Linked DNA regions of Homo sapiens: region 2 is linked to region 1. A link is an interaction called in ENCODE POLR2A ChIA-PET data of the cell type or tissue named here. Cell type or tissue: CD4-positive, alpha-beta T cell. All regions are shown on one strand.

What was found. Peaks named below come from ENCODE experiments on the same cell type or tissue, not always from the same donor. Only the 100,000 strongest peaks of a DNase experiment are listed, where the experiment ranks them.
Region 2: POLR2A ChIA-PET joins it to region 1 with 10 read pairs; 4 of 35 experiments call an interaction of 5 or more read pairs at or near these places.

The regions. Positions count from the first base shown.
Region 1 is chr2:46,869,461-46,877,460 of GRCh38, reverse strand. It overlaps LOC124906004 (a long non-coding RNA gene), which reads right to left. Exons shown (of 2, transcript XR_007086310.1): 2 at 2,141-2,618. Among named protein-coding and RNA genes, the nearest start is that of MCFD2-AS1, 26 kb to the left of the region's middle. RefSeq lists enhancers at 3,562-4,061, 5,217-5,511 and a silencer at 5,217-5,511. In CD4-positive, alpha-beta T cell, a CTCF peak has its summit at 437; DNase peaks (open chromatin) are centred at 470 and 3,660.
Region 2 is chr2:46,451,910-46,459,909 of GRCh38, reverse strand. No RefSeq gene overlaps it. Among named protein-coding and RNA genes, the nearest start is that of TMEM247, 24 kb to the left of the region's middle. In CD4-positive, alpha-beta T cell, no CTCF peak of the experiment used is centred here; no DNase peak of the experiment used is centred here.

The sequences.
Region 1 (8,000 bases):
TAAATAGGTAAAATATCGCCAAGGTAGAAAATACTGATAAGGAATCTTAAAATCTCTCTGATTCCACCATCTAGCAGTGCCTGGGCTAACACAGGGCACACTCTCCTCTAAGGCACTAGTGTGGCTACCGCGCGGGGACCTGGCTGGGTGGAGGAAGGAGTGAGGCTGGAAGACGGGAGTTGGGGCCAGATGGTTCTGTGTCATAGATGGAGAGACAGAAGCCACATGGAGAAAGAGCATGAACCTTGTCCTCAGACGAGGTCAGAGCCTAACTCTGGCCACTCCTTAGCTCTGTGACCTTGGACAAATTACTCAACTTCTCTAAGCGTTCACTCGCTCATCTGAATGAGAACAATCATGTCTACCTTGCAGGACTGAATGAGAGCAGACCTATCTTGTGCCTGACATGTGGTAGAATCTGTTCAATAGATGTCAGTCCCTCCCCAGGAAGTTTGGATTTTCTCCTGCGAAGCTATATTTTAAGCAGCAGAGGGCAATGTTTATTTCTTATGACGGATGAATTGACTCCTTTAAAAGCATTTGCAGGATCATAGAGGCCAGTGCTGGTGCAGGTGTGAGGGAATGTGCACTCTTATAGGCTCCTGGAGAGGGAGGCGTTTCACTGGTACAATCTTTTCTTGGTGGTTAGGTATTGTCAAATACATTTACAAGAGCCCGAGAGTTTCACTGGTACAGTCTTTTCTTGGTGGTTAGGTATTGTCAAATACATTTAGAAGAGCCCAAGAGTTTCACTGGTACAGTCTTTTCTTGGTGGTTAGGTATTGTCAAATACATTTAGAAGAGCCCAAGAATTTCACTGGTACAGTCTTTTCTTGGTGGTTAGGTATTGTCAAATACATTTAGAAGAGCCCGAGAGTTTCACTGGTACAGTCTTTTCTTGGTGGTTAGGTATTGCCAAATACATTTAGAAGAGCCCAAGAGTTTCACTGGTACAGTCTTTTCTTGGTGGTTAGGTATTGTCAAATACATTTAGAAGAGCCCGAGAGTTTCACTGGTACAGTCTTTTCTTGGTGGTTAGGTATTGTCAAATACATTTAGAAGAGCCCGAGAGTTTCACTGGTACAGTCTTTTCTTGGTGGTTAGGTATTGCCAAATACATTTAGAAGAGCCCAAGAGTTTCACTGGTACAGTCTTTTCTTGGTGGTTAGGTATTGTCAAATACATTTAGAAGAGCCCATTGGTTAGGACTGAGCCCCTGTGCTAGGATGGGACAGACCAAACCAAAATGGAGTCACTCGTGCTGAAGCTCCACCCCAGAAAGCCAAAAATAAGTTGTTTATCTGACCTTCCCAGAAATCAGGAGAGTGAAAGATAGTAGCCAGATTGCCAAACAAGCCTCTGTTTTAACCCTATAAGGAGAGTAACTTTAAAATGACCGAGATCCACTTTTTGTTCACTGTGTCTCCTTTCCTCAGCCCTTTTCTGTCTATAAAGCCAGTCTCCTCTGTTCAGCTGTTTTGAACACTCATTCCAGAAGAGGTGTTGCCAGATTCATGAATTGCAAATAAAAAACAATGAAGATCTTTAAACTAGATTTGATGTAATTTTATCTTTTTTTTTTTTTTTTTTTTTTTTTTGAGACAGTCTCACACTGTCACCCAGGCTGGAGTGCAGTAGCATGTTCTAGGCTCACTGCAACCTCTGCCTCCCCGGTTCAAGTGATTCTTGTGCTTCAGCCTCCTGAGTAGCTACGATTACAGGCTCACACCACGATGACTGGCTAATTTTTAGTGGAGATGGGTTTTCACCATGTTGTCCAAGCTTGTCTCAAACTCCTGGCCTCAAGCACTCTGCTCGCCTTGGCCTCACAAAGGGCTGGGATTACAGGCATGAGCCTCTGCACCTGGCCTAATTTTGTCTTTTGACAGTGTTATGCATCAGAAAACTTTTTAAAAAAATGTCTACCCTTTAGTCCAGCAATGCCACTGTAAATAACTTATCCAGTAGAGACGATCAGTCCAGACGCATTTACAACACTATTCATTCATAGCGTTGTTTCAACGCAAAAATGACAAATAAGATAAATATCCAACAACAGGGCACATGCATCCAGCTCTGACACAACCTTACCATGGAAACACAACTGGTCATAAATGTCAATGTACCAGTAACTAGTATGTACCAGTAATGTACAGCTAGGTTTATTAACATGAAAACTGTAAAATGTTATTGAATGAAAATAGGTCACAAAAGAAAGGATGTACAGTATGATTTCATATTTGTAAAAAGTTGTATGTACCCGCGTTGTATAAAAATTTTTGGAAGGTTTCCAAGGCCCTCATCCCTGGTTTAAGAGACACCCTCGATTCTTTAAACTAAAGAATGCCAGCCATAGAGGACTTTGGTCACTGGTAGCCAAACATGTCACAAGCAATTCAGAAACTAGCCCCTCTGCCTGCAGCATTCGAGTTCCCCAGAAGGCATCCCGGCCGCAACATCACTGGAGTAGAAAGCAGATGCCTTCCTGCCTCAGTTTATCCAGGATAGGGTCGGGAAAGCATGTGAAGGAGACCAGCTATTCTTTACCTCATAAACCGAGGGGAATTCAGGCTTCCACAGAGACAGGAGAGACCAAGATTAAGCCTGGCTCTTTCCTCCTAAAAAGAAGAGAAAGAGACAAGGTCAAAACTGGCCGTAGGACACAGCTGTTTGGATTCATCAGTCCCCAGGCATTTATGAGCACCATTATGTGCGATGCATTTTGCTAAGTGTAGAAAGGTCACAGAGCCAGAGTTCTTGTCCTTAGGGAGCTCATTCTAGGGGGAAACAAAAATAACCTTGACGTGACTGGTAAGAAAAGAGGGAGGTGACCCAGAGGGGGAAGAGGTGCCCTCCGTGGGGAAATAGAGGAAGGCCTCACTGAGGAGGTAACCCCTGAGCTGATCTTGAAGGATGCAGACAGGACGGGGGATGGATGTTAAAACGGGACAAATGGCATGGACAGAGGAAGAGGCTGCCCGCTCAGTTTCTCTGGGTGTCTGGGCATCTAGACATTCATTCTGTCTCACAGCAGCACTTTTCTGCTTCCAGCTCGCAGAGTGGGGAAAACAGCCACCCAGAGCCCTCCATTTACATGGCTTCCAGCCAGCGCAGTTGGTCCAAGGCTGGAATTGTAGTCCCAATTCCAATTTTCCATGTCTAATGCCCACTCCTGGCCTTGTAAATTGTGGCCAGGTGAGGTAGACACTGTATGGACAAGATCCAGAAGTCTCTGTGGCTCTAACCAAGAGGGCTGGTGGGTGGAGGGCATTTCCCAGGGAAAAAGAGTGGAGTGGGGTGCTGAGTGGACAGCCCCTAAATCTCCATGCAACCTCAAAGGGATGATTCCAACCAGAAACTGATGCCTATACAGCCCATGTGCCCTGTTATCTTTGACACACAAGCTTCTGATTGAAGGACAGTAATTATTACCCCAAATGTGTTAGGAAATAGTAATCTCCCAGATATAGGCTGTCCCATGTGCACTTTGGGCTGCAGGCCCAAGCACATGTGTGTATGTACACACACATATACACACACATACGTGCATACACATGTGCACGCACCAGTCCACACACCCAGAGCAAGAGGAGGAACTCAACTCCTCCTGCAGTCTGCCTGCATCTGCGAAGGATCACCAGCACAAACAATGCAGGGTGACTCATCGCCTGTGACTAACAGGCCTGCGGCTCCTCAGGTCCTCATGGCAAATGTCTCATCATTGTCCTTTTAAACCTTCAATGATGGGGGTCTCCCTAACCTGGCCTCCACCTCCAACCCAGAGGAGCCTGGAGGGAGAGAGCTCATTCAGTTAGGAGGGGAGGGGAGAGCTTAGAGGAATTCACCAGATCTGTGCAATGGGGTGGTGGTGGGGGTGTTACTTTATGAGATGATTTACTGAACATGTGCTGCAACACAGCACTCTTCACTGGAAATTCAGAACAGGGGATAATTTCCCCACAATCTATTTCCTGGCATCTTTTCAGAAATCCATGGATGGTGCAAAGTAAGATTGGAGTGTTGAGGGGGAGGAATGTCTCAGGGGGAGCAGAAACTGCCAGTTTAAAAGCGATCATCAGCTGGATGCGGTAGCTCACGCCTGTAATCCCAGCACTTTGTAGTCCCAAAACCATTGCCCTGCCAGTGGTTTTGGTGAGCATGTCCACCAGGAGATGGGCCTGTCCAGGGTCCCAGTTGTGGAGCTGGGAAAGCAACTATTTATTCAACAAAGGACGAACAGGAAGACCAATGTAACTGAGGATGAGAAGGAGGAATGGGAGACAGATTCAAATGATCCATGAAAGCCATCCTAGAGGCCTGCTATAGTTGGGATGTGATTTGTGCTCACCAAATCTTATGTTGAAATTTGATCCCCCATGTGGTGTTGGGAGGTAGGGCCTAGTGGGAGATGTTTGGGTCTTGAGGATAGAGCTCTCAAGAATGGCTTGGTGCTGTTCCCAAGGCAATAAGTGAGTTCTCACTCTGATGAGAGCAGATTAGTTCCTGGAAGAGTGGGCTATTACAAAACCAGGATCCCCCTCAGGCTTTGCCTTTTCAGATATGTCCACCTCCCCTTTGACCTTCCACCATGTTGTGATGCAGCACAAAATCCCTTACAAGGAGCTGAGCAAATGCTAGATGCTAGCCCCATGCTTATTGAACTTCCCAGCCTGCAGAACCAAGAGCCAAATAAACCTCTTTTCCTTGTAAATTATCCAGCTTCAGGTATTCCTTTATAGTAACACTAAACAGCCTGTGAATGCTTAGGAGTGAGAACTCCAGGAGAAAGACTACTTCCTACCAGTCTTAGCAGGTTAGGATCAAAAGCTTTTCTAATTTGAATGAAAATTAGGAGAAAATATGAACTTCTTCTGAACTTCAAGCTTGTCAAGGGAGATCCTGGTTGCTCACGTAATGCATCACATAGGACAGGCCAGGTTATGCTAAGTCACAAACAGCTTTAGAAAATCTTACTGATTCAAAACAACAAAGGTTTCTTTTTTGCTCACAATGACATGTTCATCACAGATCTTCAGGTGCTCAGCCTGTCCTAGTCAGCCAGAGGGCCAAGCAGCTATTATGTGGCACTTGGACAATTGTCATGGAAAAGAGTATGCTGACTTTAAAAGTTTCCACCTGGAAGCAACACTCATCCTTTCCGCTCATGTGGCAAGTCACATGGCGCGGCCTAACTTCAAGTGGGCAGGGAGTAACCCCTTTCAAGAGCCCAGAGGAGGGAGGGCTGGAGTATTTGTGAACAGCCCTAATAACTTGCGTGCTTAACCAGAGCACATGGCGTGCAGCAGATTCCTGGTACAGACTCTATTGACCTCAGGAATTCCGAGAAGGGAGACAGCATCATGGCTAGATTCAGGGAAATCTTCCTGGAGGAGGTGAAGTCTGAGGTTAACTTTGAAGGACAGTGCAGCTTTAGACCTATTAGATAAGGAAGATGGGCCAGAGGGAACAGCCTGAGACAGTAGATTTGGAAGGAGACCAGGTCTGGAGGCCATAGTAGTTCCTTACTTACATCTTCTCCCAACCGTGGTCTCTTTCAGGCTCCAGGACTCATGCTGGGAGGGCAGAAGGAAAAGACTGGGCTGAGGCCAAGCAGAGATGAAAGTTGTTTTCGAGTATTAACCTGATCAGGAAAGGAGAGTTGGTGGAGACCCCTCAACATCCTCGGCCGCAGGCCCATCACACCCATACTCATCTCCGGAGGAGTTCCAGTTCAGAGAGGAGGTCTAGCCAGACTGGCAGCTGTGCTGTTCTGTCCCTCACTGACTTTTTCCTCCAGCAGATGGGCCCCAGGGCCCCACTGTCAGGCCATCCCCAGAACGAAATAAAAGCATTTTTATGAGAGAAAGAGACAGAGGGGGAAATGAGTGCTAGGTTTCTCTGCTAGTCACTCACCCAGAAAAAGCACCAACTGGGGGTCTTAATATAGTCCTATGGACTGAGTACTGAAGATAGAAGGAAAGACAAGGCCTTGCTTGGGGATGTCCTGGTGTGGAGGAGATGTGGTCCTTCCCTTTGAGATATCCTCAGGCAATGCCTTCAGGGTATTCTCGGTCTTAAAGGGAAGATAGAACTTCTCTGCATCCTGTTTCTCATCCTTCATAGCAATTAATTGAAATTGGCAACAGGAACCCAAGATGGTCTGGGAGCAGGTGTTAGGAGGACTTCACACTCCTCCCAACTGGGGCCACTCACAAGAGAAGCCTTAGACTTGGTCTATCTAACTGCCGGGTTATTGCAAGGAATAAATGAGCTCTTTGATAAGAGAGTGCTAAACAACAAAAACAACATTAGTAATAGATCATTCAAAAGCCAGGGCCTGCAGGTTGGACGGCTTGATGTCAAGGCCCTGAGGATGGTTAAGGACTAGACTCCCCACTTTCCCTACAAGTGGCCGCCCAGTACTGCCCTGGTGATGGGTAGTCTTCCGTGGGGCCAGCTCCTGGGGGATAAAAGAGGAGCCACAGGGCAGAGGGGAGGAATAAAAGAATGGAGTGGGATGGCTGAGGTGGGCAGGATGAGGATGGGTAGGAAGCGCAGGAACTGGAAGAGAATAGGGCAAAGCGCCTCCTGGGGTTGAGAATGGGAGAGGGCCCAACAGTTGGTTCTAGGGTGGGTAGGAGATGAATCACAGTTCTGGGATGAGGGGGTAGAAGTCTGGTATATTGACCAGGGGGAGGACTTGTGGCAGGAGATGGAAATTGCGGTGAGCTGTGTGAGTTTCAGATACACAGGGACAGCCAAAGGCAAGAGTGAAGACGGTCACAGCCTGGAGCAGAAGGCTGGCCTTCCCCAGGCTCAGATTCTGATGCCCCCACCCCTCTGCCTCTGAGTCAGGCTCACAAGCCCCGTGGGAAGCTGTGGATGCTTCTGAGGCACCAGAGGGGCTGGGTACTGCTGAGGAGGGGAAGGTGGGGCTGGGAAGCAGGCAGGGGCTTAGAGCAGGAACAGAGATGGGCTCCAGGGACTGGGCAGTGAGCTCCATGGTCTCTCTGTGGACCAATATCAGGGCCAGGTTTTCACCCTTCCTAGAGCTACGTGTCCAGGAGCAAAGAGCTGCTTGGATCTTCCTCGGAGCGGTGCATGTGCTAAGAGGAGGAATAGAATGGCTTCTGCCATCAAAACTGTCCCCCTTCCTTCTCTCATCCAGTCAGCACTGGATGCACCTTGGGCGGAGGAGTTCAGTGATGCTCACCTGGGATCCAGCCAGGAGAGGGCGTGGTCTTCACCCCTGCATGGACCCCTAGGTGGCCAAAGATCAGGACTCTAGTGCTCAGACTTCAAAAGTGAGCACAAAGGCATATAATAATAATGATAATAATAATAATAGCAACACATTCTTATCTTGTGCTTGGCACTGCTCAAAGGACTTTGCAGCTGGAATCCCACCACAACCCTGCTATTGCCACCTATGTTTTATAGATGGGGAACTGGGCACAGAGAGGTGAAGGAATTTGCCCCAGGTCCCAGGGCAGGAAGGGGAGCAGCTGGATTCCAACCCAGACAGCCCAGCTTGTGGGCCTGTGCTCCAACTGGACATGGACTGATCTGCTGGAGGGTTTCCGTTACAGCCAGCAAGTCCTTCACTCAGAAGATACTGCCAAACTCGGGGCTGGGCGCTGCTGGGGCTCTGGGATCAGTGCCCTGGAGTCCTGGGCTTAGGAGTTGGGGGAGGCCAGCCAGGCAAAGGGGCCCTGGGGGTCTGAGGCAGGCAGGTCAGCTGAGCAGGGCTTCAGGGTGCAGAGGGAGGGGCAAGATATGGGCACAGGCATGGAGTAGGGGCAAGGAAAGAGTAGGAGGGAAGAAGGGAGGGGGACTCTCCAGACAGCAGATGAGTGAATTGGGAGAGCTGAGGGTGAGGGTTAAAACGACAGCAAATGCAGGCCTCATCTGGTCTATAAACAAATAAAATTGGAGCCACAGTGGGGCACAAACAATGTCCTGGAGACAGAACAAGTCGCCACATGCCCTGAGTGAGGCTG
Region 2 (8,000 bases), 420 kb after region 1:
AATCAAAAGCTGTGAGTGTGTACACACATGCATAAGTGCACTCGTAATGGGGACATGAGCCTGGAAACTTGGTAAAAGATCCAATTATAGAGGGCCTTGAAGTCCCAGCTCATTGTTTTGTGGAACATTGCAAATTTATGAGAAAAGATCACATGCAAAGTCGTGTCAGGAAGATTACTGTGGCTTTTGCGTATGACAGGCTGGACAGGCCCGTTTAGGAAATGATTGTAAGTTCTGGGCCAGAGAGGAAGATGTGTGAGACTGAGAAGGTGCCCAGGGGACAGATGTAAAACCCTCCTGTAGAAGAATCAACAGGGCTTGCCTGAGTTCAGGCCTCAGAGGCTAGGGGAGTGGTGGTACCATGGAGAACCAGGGAAGACCACAGAAGAAAGCCAGGTCTGGGCAGAAAGTTTAGCTTCAAAAGTACTCTACGTGGGATGACTGTGTTCATTTGACCACACATAAGCAGTGACAGGTGGGAAGGACAGTGGGGCCCACAGTCAGGTAAGACTCCTCCGACAAATGCTCCTCACCATTCTGGTCTCCTTGTGCTCTCAGAAGGCGGTCTTCACCCTGAGCCTGCATCCCGACTCAGCCTCTAGCTATCAATCAGTTTCATAAATGGGCCAGCTGGCCTGGCTCTCTGCTGAGCTCTGACCCTGGCCTATGTAGAAAGATCCCTGGCCAGAATGTGCCGTGTCTTTGGCTGGATTTTGCTTCACTAGGGGCTGCTGTTCTTCTCCCTGCAAAGCCCAGACTCAGCTGTTTTGAGGGTAGGTCGAGAACTTAGCCCCATTTGGCAGGCTTCATTTGGGGAGTAGAGACCAGAAATTCTGCTCAAGAAGGAGGCGAGGGAGACAACAAAGATGGTAGGAAATTTTCTGGGAAGAACAAAAGGCAGCAAGAGGCGTTTCTTCCCTTCAGTTCGGGCCTTTCAGACAGCTGCTCCTATGATTGATGGAGATATTTATTTGCTGCAGTTTTCTTGGAATCACCAATCTCTTGTCAGTGCTCAGCACCCCTCAGGAGAACACTGCTGGCATTATAAGGTGTGCATTTTAATTCTAAGGGAGTTTTAGGTGCAGGCAAGATGTTGATTAAATATGGAACTGGCAAGAGAAGATAGGTATAAGAGCCTACAGAAGAGTTGGGGGTGGGGGAGAGGACCCAGCTCTGCTGCTGACTGAGTCCCCTCCTCCCTCCAGATTTCAGTTTTCTCACCTGTGAAATGAAAATACTGGGCTACAGGATCTCCAAGCTTCTTTTGTATCCTGGCATTCTGATTGGTTTTGTGCCATGGTCCCAGACTGGAGCTGGGTTTTGTGGGCAATGGTGGAGAAAAAAAGCACAGAATTTGCTGTCTGGACAAGGCAGCCATGGAACTGGCTATCTTGAACCACTCATAAGCTTTTAGATCAGTCTGGATCAGCTGAACAGAAGTCTGATCTTGTAGGCCAATGTAAAACCTCACACTGTTCTGTGGCTCCTACCAGGTTTCACACTGGCCTACCAGGCCGACCAGAGCAATAGTCTCCATATGCTGTCATGGGATCATAAATAAAAAAGAGAGATGGTCAAATAATTTTCAAATATTTTAAAAAGAAATGAAGCCCTTTTTTTAAAAGGAAAATTTCTGTGGACTTCAGATAAAACAGATACAGCTCTGGCTGTTTTGGTAGAAGGGGCCTAGAGGATGGCTCAGCATGCCCTTTTCTCACCTGCCCGACCCCCACGCTCCTTCATGGAACCCACAGACTCTAAGCAGTGCAGTTTTAACATGGCCAACCCATGAGTCAATCTAATGGCAGATATGGGGACAAGTGAGGTCCCTGATTCCAGGTCCATATTATGCTGTTGCCTTTTTAAAAGTCACTTTAAGAACCAGTATGTGAATTCTCCTTCTGTGTCTGCTATGAAAATTATGATGAAGATAAACAATGTGTGTTTTGTTGAGCATTGCACAATGTCCACTACGGAAGGTTCTCCGCACCTCCATAAGAAATTTGTTAGCAATTCATATTAGGAAAATCTTTATCTTTTCCCCAGGAACTGAAATGCCTCTCAGCTCTTTGTTCTAAAACAAACAACATGCAACACACAAAACTTTTGTCTTCCGCTAGGGGTATGTTGCCAAGGTAAGATGTATGTCACAGGGTATTTCCATCTTTGTGCTGCATGGGGCTGCTGTGGACCCACACTTGGCATCCATTCCAAGCTCTTGTGTCTTCTTGTACCTGGGAGGCTAGAAAATTGAAAATGGTATTTCCTAGATTCCCTTGCTCCTAGTATTCTGGATTTAAAAGTTACCACCATCAGATGCACCAATGAGATCTCTAGGAGGAGGACGTGGAGCAGAGGCCATCTTCATGCTGTGCTGGCTCTTGCTGGTGGCAAGCAGGGCTCTGAGGTATGAACATTGCTGCAGTGGTGACTCCATGTCCAGCTGTTAGCTTCATAGGTGTCATGGCACATCAGCAGGGGTGTAATGCCTCCCTGACCCTGCGATTGGAAATTTGGCAGTGTGTTCTTGATTTCAATAATTCTGTGTGCTAAGCTTTGATTCTCTGCCTTCTCGATTATAATAATAATAATCATTATAATTGTTTCTTTGTATGTCTCCCTATTGGTTCTTGCTTCCCTCAGTGACAAACGTCTATTTGGGGTTTTACAGCTTATGGAGCCCTTTTCCTTATTATAATTGACCACCACAGCCAACATGGGAAGCCAATAGGGAAGGTTTATTAAAATTAGAAGACCACATGGTCGTTGCCATGGTGGAGGTATGTACAAAATGTGGTGGGCGCCTAGGTGGGATGCTTCGGGTGACTTGAAAAAGTTGGACGAGGCTTTAGAGGTCGTGGCATCTGAGCTTCGAAGGGTGAGATATGTAGAGACAGATGGGCACTGAAGGAACTTGACCATCAGAGGGAGAAGCACCCACAAGGGTATGGAGGCACCCTCAGGAGAGAGGGCATGTGGTCCAGGACTCTTGGAGGAGGAAGGGCAGTGGCTGGAGATGACGCTGACCTAGAAGGCCTGTGGGGAGGGCCTGGCATGCCTGCCCAAGGGGAGTTTAGATTTTCCCTGTAGATGACTGAGAGGCAAGGCAGTTGAAACACTGTAGGATGGCCTTCAGGGGTGAGATCAGAAGCAGAGAGACTGGAGGAGGCTGTGATGGCAGTTGAGATAAGAGGTGATCAGGAGGTGGCAGTGATCAGGGGATTGGTGATCAATCAGATGTGGAGGGTCAGAGAGAGGAAATGGCCAAGGACCACTCCTGGGTTTCTGGCTTGGCCAACTGGATGAACGGTGCTCACTGAAAAAGCAAGCTCTGGATGAGGAGCTGGCTTGGCTATGTTAAATTTTCAACTCTCTGGTTATCAGCTGGTTAGCTAGGTCTAACACTTGAGAGAGGTCTGTGTGGAGGCATCTATTTTAGAGTTGTTCAGTGTTCAGGTGGCAATGTGATACCTTGGGTATGGGTGATTTTTTTTTTTTTTTTTTTTTTAAGAATGTGAAGAACAAGGGAGGATTTAAGATAAAGCTGATGGTACTCAATACTTAAAGAGACCTACAAAAGAGACAAGGGAAGAGTGGCCTGAGACAGAGAAAGAAAATTAAAGGAGGAGAGAGGTTCAAGGAAGATGCAGTGGTTAGCAGTGTCAGAATTGCAGGGATGTCCAGTAAGGTGAGGACTGAAAAGTTTCTTTTGGGTTCAGCAGGTCACTGGGGACCTTGGCAATTCGATTTATTTTCCATATATATATATATATATATATATATAGAGAGAGAGAGAGAGAGAGAGAGAGAGAGAGAGAATGTATATATGAGTGCCTACTTTATATATAGAGTGCCTACTATACGTATATATAATATATATACTATATACATACTATATATATTTTAGATATACTATGCATAGTATGTACATATATGAGTGCCATATATATATATATCTATATCTACTATATGCCAGGCACAGTTCTTGGAGCTTAGGCTATCCAAGTGAATAATTCCATTCTAGAGGGGGAAGATAGCTAACAAAGAATGAATGCAACAAACAAGTACACTTATAACATGATAGATGCACATTTATACTATATCTATAGGTAAGAGCTATAGATTAAAAAATGTAGAACATACTCAAAGGAAATCCGGAATGTTGGGCAGGGGTTTTAATTTTAAATATGGTGGTCATGAAGTTACATTTGAGCAAATACTTGAAAGTGGTGAGGGGTTGACCATGTAAACATCTGGAAAAAGCATTTTAGAGAAACAGCATAGCCATTAAAAAGGCCTTAAGGTAAGCTACACCTGGCATGTTCTAAAAACTCTACCGAGGAAGCCAGCTAGGGTGGAGTGAGTGAGGGAGAGTAGCAGGAGATCAACTCAGGGAAGTAAGGGCAAAGTAGAGGCAAATCTCCCAAGGCCTAGTAGGCTATGGAAGGAATTTGGCTTTTGGGGGCCTATGGAGAGTTTTGAGTCAAGGAATGACATGGTCTAAATTATGCTGTGGCTACTGTGTTGATAATAGGCTGTAGGGAGGGTGGGGTCACACAGGGAGACCTGCTGTTGTAGGAATCCAGGCAGCTTGGGTCAAGGTGGTGGCAGGGAGGTGGCCAAATTTGATTTCAATAATTCTGTGTGCTGAGCATGTAGAAGTGGTCCAATTTTGGCTATACTTTGAAGGTAGAACCATAAGAATTCCTGACAGATTGGGATGTGGAGGGCAAAAAAAAAAAAAAAAAAAAAAAGAAGAAAAATATTACTTTGTATTTCCTAGCATGAGCAACTAGAAGGATGGCTTTGCCCTCAACGGAAGTGGTGAAGACTATGGGTGAAAAAGGTTTGGGTTCAAAGATCAGAAGTTTAGATTTGGCCATGTTGAGTTTGAGCCATCCATTAGACATCTAAATGTAGATGTGGACTAGGCACTTTTGGTAGCTGAGAGGGGTGGAAGCTGCATTGGTGGTGCTCACCTTGGGAAGAAAATGTAGGTGAGAAAGTGGAGGCTGAAACTGTAGACCACATGTCCCATGAGCTTGGCTGTGAAAGAAAGGTGTGCTCTATGGTGACAGCGCGAAAAGAGGGACGGGTTGAAGGAGACTTTTTTTTTTTTTTTTTTTTTAGGCAGGGTCTCATTCTGTTACCCAGGCTGGAGTGTAGTGTTACATTTAATAGGTCACTGCAGCCTTAACCTCCTGGGCTCAGGCGATCCTCCCACCTCAGCCTCCTGAGTAGCTGGGACTACAGGCATGCACCACCACACCTGGCTAATATTTGCATTTTTTTGTAGAGATGAGGTTTCATCATGTTGCTCAGGCTGGTCTCAAAATCCTGGGCTCAAGTGATCCTCCCATCTTGGCCTCCCAAAGTGCTGGCATTACAGACGTTGGGCTACTGTGCCTGACCAGAATTTTTAAAGAAAGAAGAGCCATGAGCTTGTTTACAGGAAGAAGTGAAGAATCCAGTGGGAATCCAGAGGTTGACAGTCATTGAAGAGAACTTGTTCCTGAGGGAGCCAGGTCCCTGAGGAGTCAGTGACAACAGATACATCTGAACATCCAGATGTCCTTTCCTCTGAGGAGGGGTACGGTGAAGGACATACAGAGTTAAGATTTCTAGGGGGTGGTGACGGAGGGGCAGGGAGTTGGGAGATTTTTATTTACGTTTCTGTAAAGTAAGAATTAGGGACAACTAAGAGAGAAAAGGGAAATTGGGTTGGGAACTTGAGGAAAAACATACATGTTTAGGAGAGTCCTTGAGGAGACCATTGAGGAGCAGCCAGGAATGTTGATGGTACAGCTGATGCCATAAATTTTGTGGGACATCATTCTTCCCCGTGGTGAGATTTTCTCCAGCAGCTCAAAAAGTAGCCCTTGTCTAGAGGGAGGATATTTAGATCATTCCAGGATTCGGAGTTTACTGGGGGTAGATGTGATAGAAAGACAAGAAGATGACTGTGCCGAGGTGGTTGACAATAGAGCAATTGAAGTGGAACCTGGTAGGGTCTTGGCTGGATGCGGAAGTGAAGTCAGGAGGTGCAGGTAGATATGGAGAGCCAGGTAGAGTCAGGAGCTCAGAGGTCAAGTTGTGTGAGGGCAGAGAGTAATTGTAGTGGGAGGATCTGAGTGAGAGCTGGAGGGATGAGAGGTTCTGATCTGGTGTGCAATTGAGATGAAGACTTGAATGATGAGGTAGTTCTTGTTGGTGTTGAGATAGAAGGTATGACCAGGAGGATGGGCAGCCCAGTATAGAAAGAGGGGAGTCACTGGAGTTGAGAATGTTAAGAACCTGAAGACTAGGATGTTCAGTATCATTTACATGGTAAACAATTCTCCCAAGATGGTGCCAGGAATTAGGGTGAAAAGGAAGTCAGTTGGTCTGGATAATAAACCCCTCAATCTAAGTGTGGAAAGTCTAGGCAGTCCCTAAAGAAAAGTAACAATGAGGAGTTGTGGACAATGTGATGCTTGGCTTTGCCACCAAGGAAAGAGGGGTTTTGTCCAAAAGCTGAAGAGAAATGGCCTGGTAAGTTTGTTTCTCTTTCTGAAGTCCCTCTGTGTATTTTTTTGCATCTCTGACAGCCTGTATTCTATTTGAACTCCTACTACTACTGACTTTTTTTTTTACAAGTTTCTTTCTTGCATAATACCGTTAGGTCCTTCAGGACAGGTACACTATGCTCTCACGCTGTAAATACTTATAAACATTGGTTTACAAATGGAGGGTGGGCCAGATTGTGATTTACTTTGGGTACATTGCCTGAAACCAAATGGGCAAGAGCTTTATTTTTTCTCTATCAATTTGCATCTTCAACAGAAGCATCCCATTCCCAATGCTCAAGGTCTGAGGATTTCTGGCCTCACATGGAAAACAAGAGAGATCTAAGAGTCCCTTCTTTGTCACCTCCTGAGACCTTGATCTAGAAGTTTTCACAAAACCTGAGTTTGCTCAGGCTTCTGGTGACCTGACAACTGATGGGGAAACACAAGAAACTGGAGAAGATGCCAAGCCCAGAAATGGCCGCTGGAAACCAAAGATTCTAACAGAAGATTACTTGTACAATGAACAGCAAACCAAATGCAAAGGCAAATATTTAATTTTAGGTGGAGCTTTATTTTCCTTATATCAGAATAACAGAGACCTTGGATCAAAGCCTCTGGGACTAATGACAAAAAAATTAAATTAAGTGTAATTATATGCCACTCAAAGACTCCTGGGAAGCCATTCAAATATGCAAGGGTCCTTTGTGAGAGGTAGAGTTAGTTCTCCCTGATTGAGAAAGGCAAACTGAGGAGGAGGTGGGCTGAGTGGAGGTAATTGTATTTGATAAACTCAATTACTACTTCTCAGCAACTGGGATGTGTCCTGCTAATACAATGGAAAAAATGATTATGTGTTCTATCCCTTTGATGATCCAAGTGAACAAAAGTAGAAATAACAAAGTTTCTAGAACCTGGCAACTTCAAGGCAAGACCAGATCCTAAATTATGGAAGATATTTCAGAACTCATTAGTACAGATTGGACTGACCTACTTAGCCTGTTTGTGGATGGCAGATACCTGAATGCCAGGAAAAAAGGGATGTTGGTAGCCCCTTGAAGGCAGGTACTAGGTCTCTCTTCAGTCTCCTCTTGCACATAGCATAGGCATTGCCCACAGTTGGTCTGGGGAATGCTCTGTTTCTGTCCCCTGAGTAATGAGGCCTTGCTGCTTTTTGGATATAGTTGTATACACAGTAGTTGCTTCTGGTGTTTTCTCTTTGGAGTGGTTGTAAAAGGCAGCTTTAGTTCACACATTGATTCCATGTTAGCCCTTAGAGACTTAGATATGTAAAAATTAACAAACAAATCCAAAACCAAATCTTACCTTTAGCCAAAAACTAGTTATGGCTTGAATTGGATTAACAGCATTCTTTTCATAGTGCTATGAGTGCCAATACATATTTTGCCTCTCCAGTTTTTGAAAACCTATCTTTGTCCTAACCTTCAGACTCCC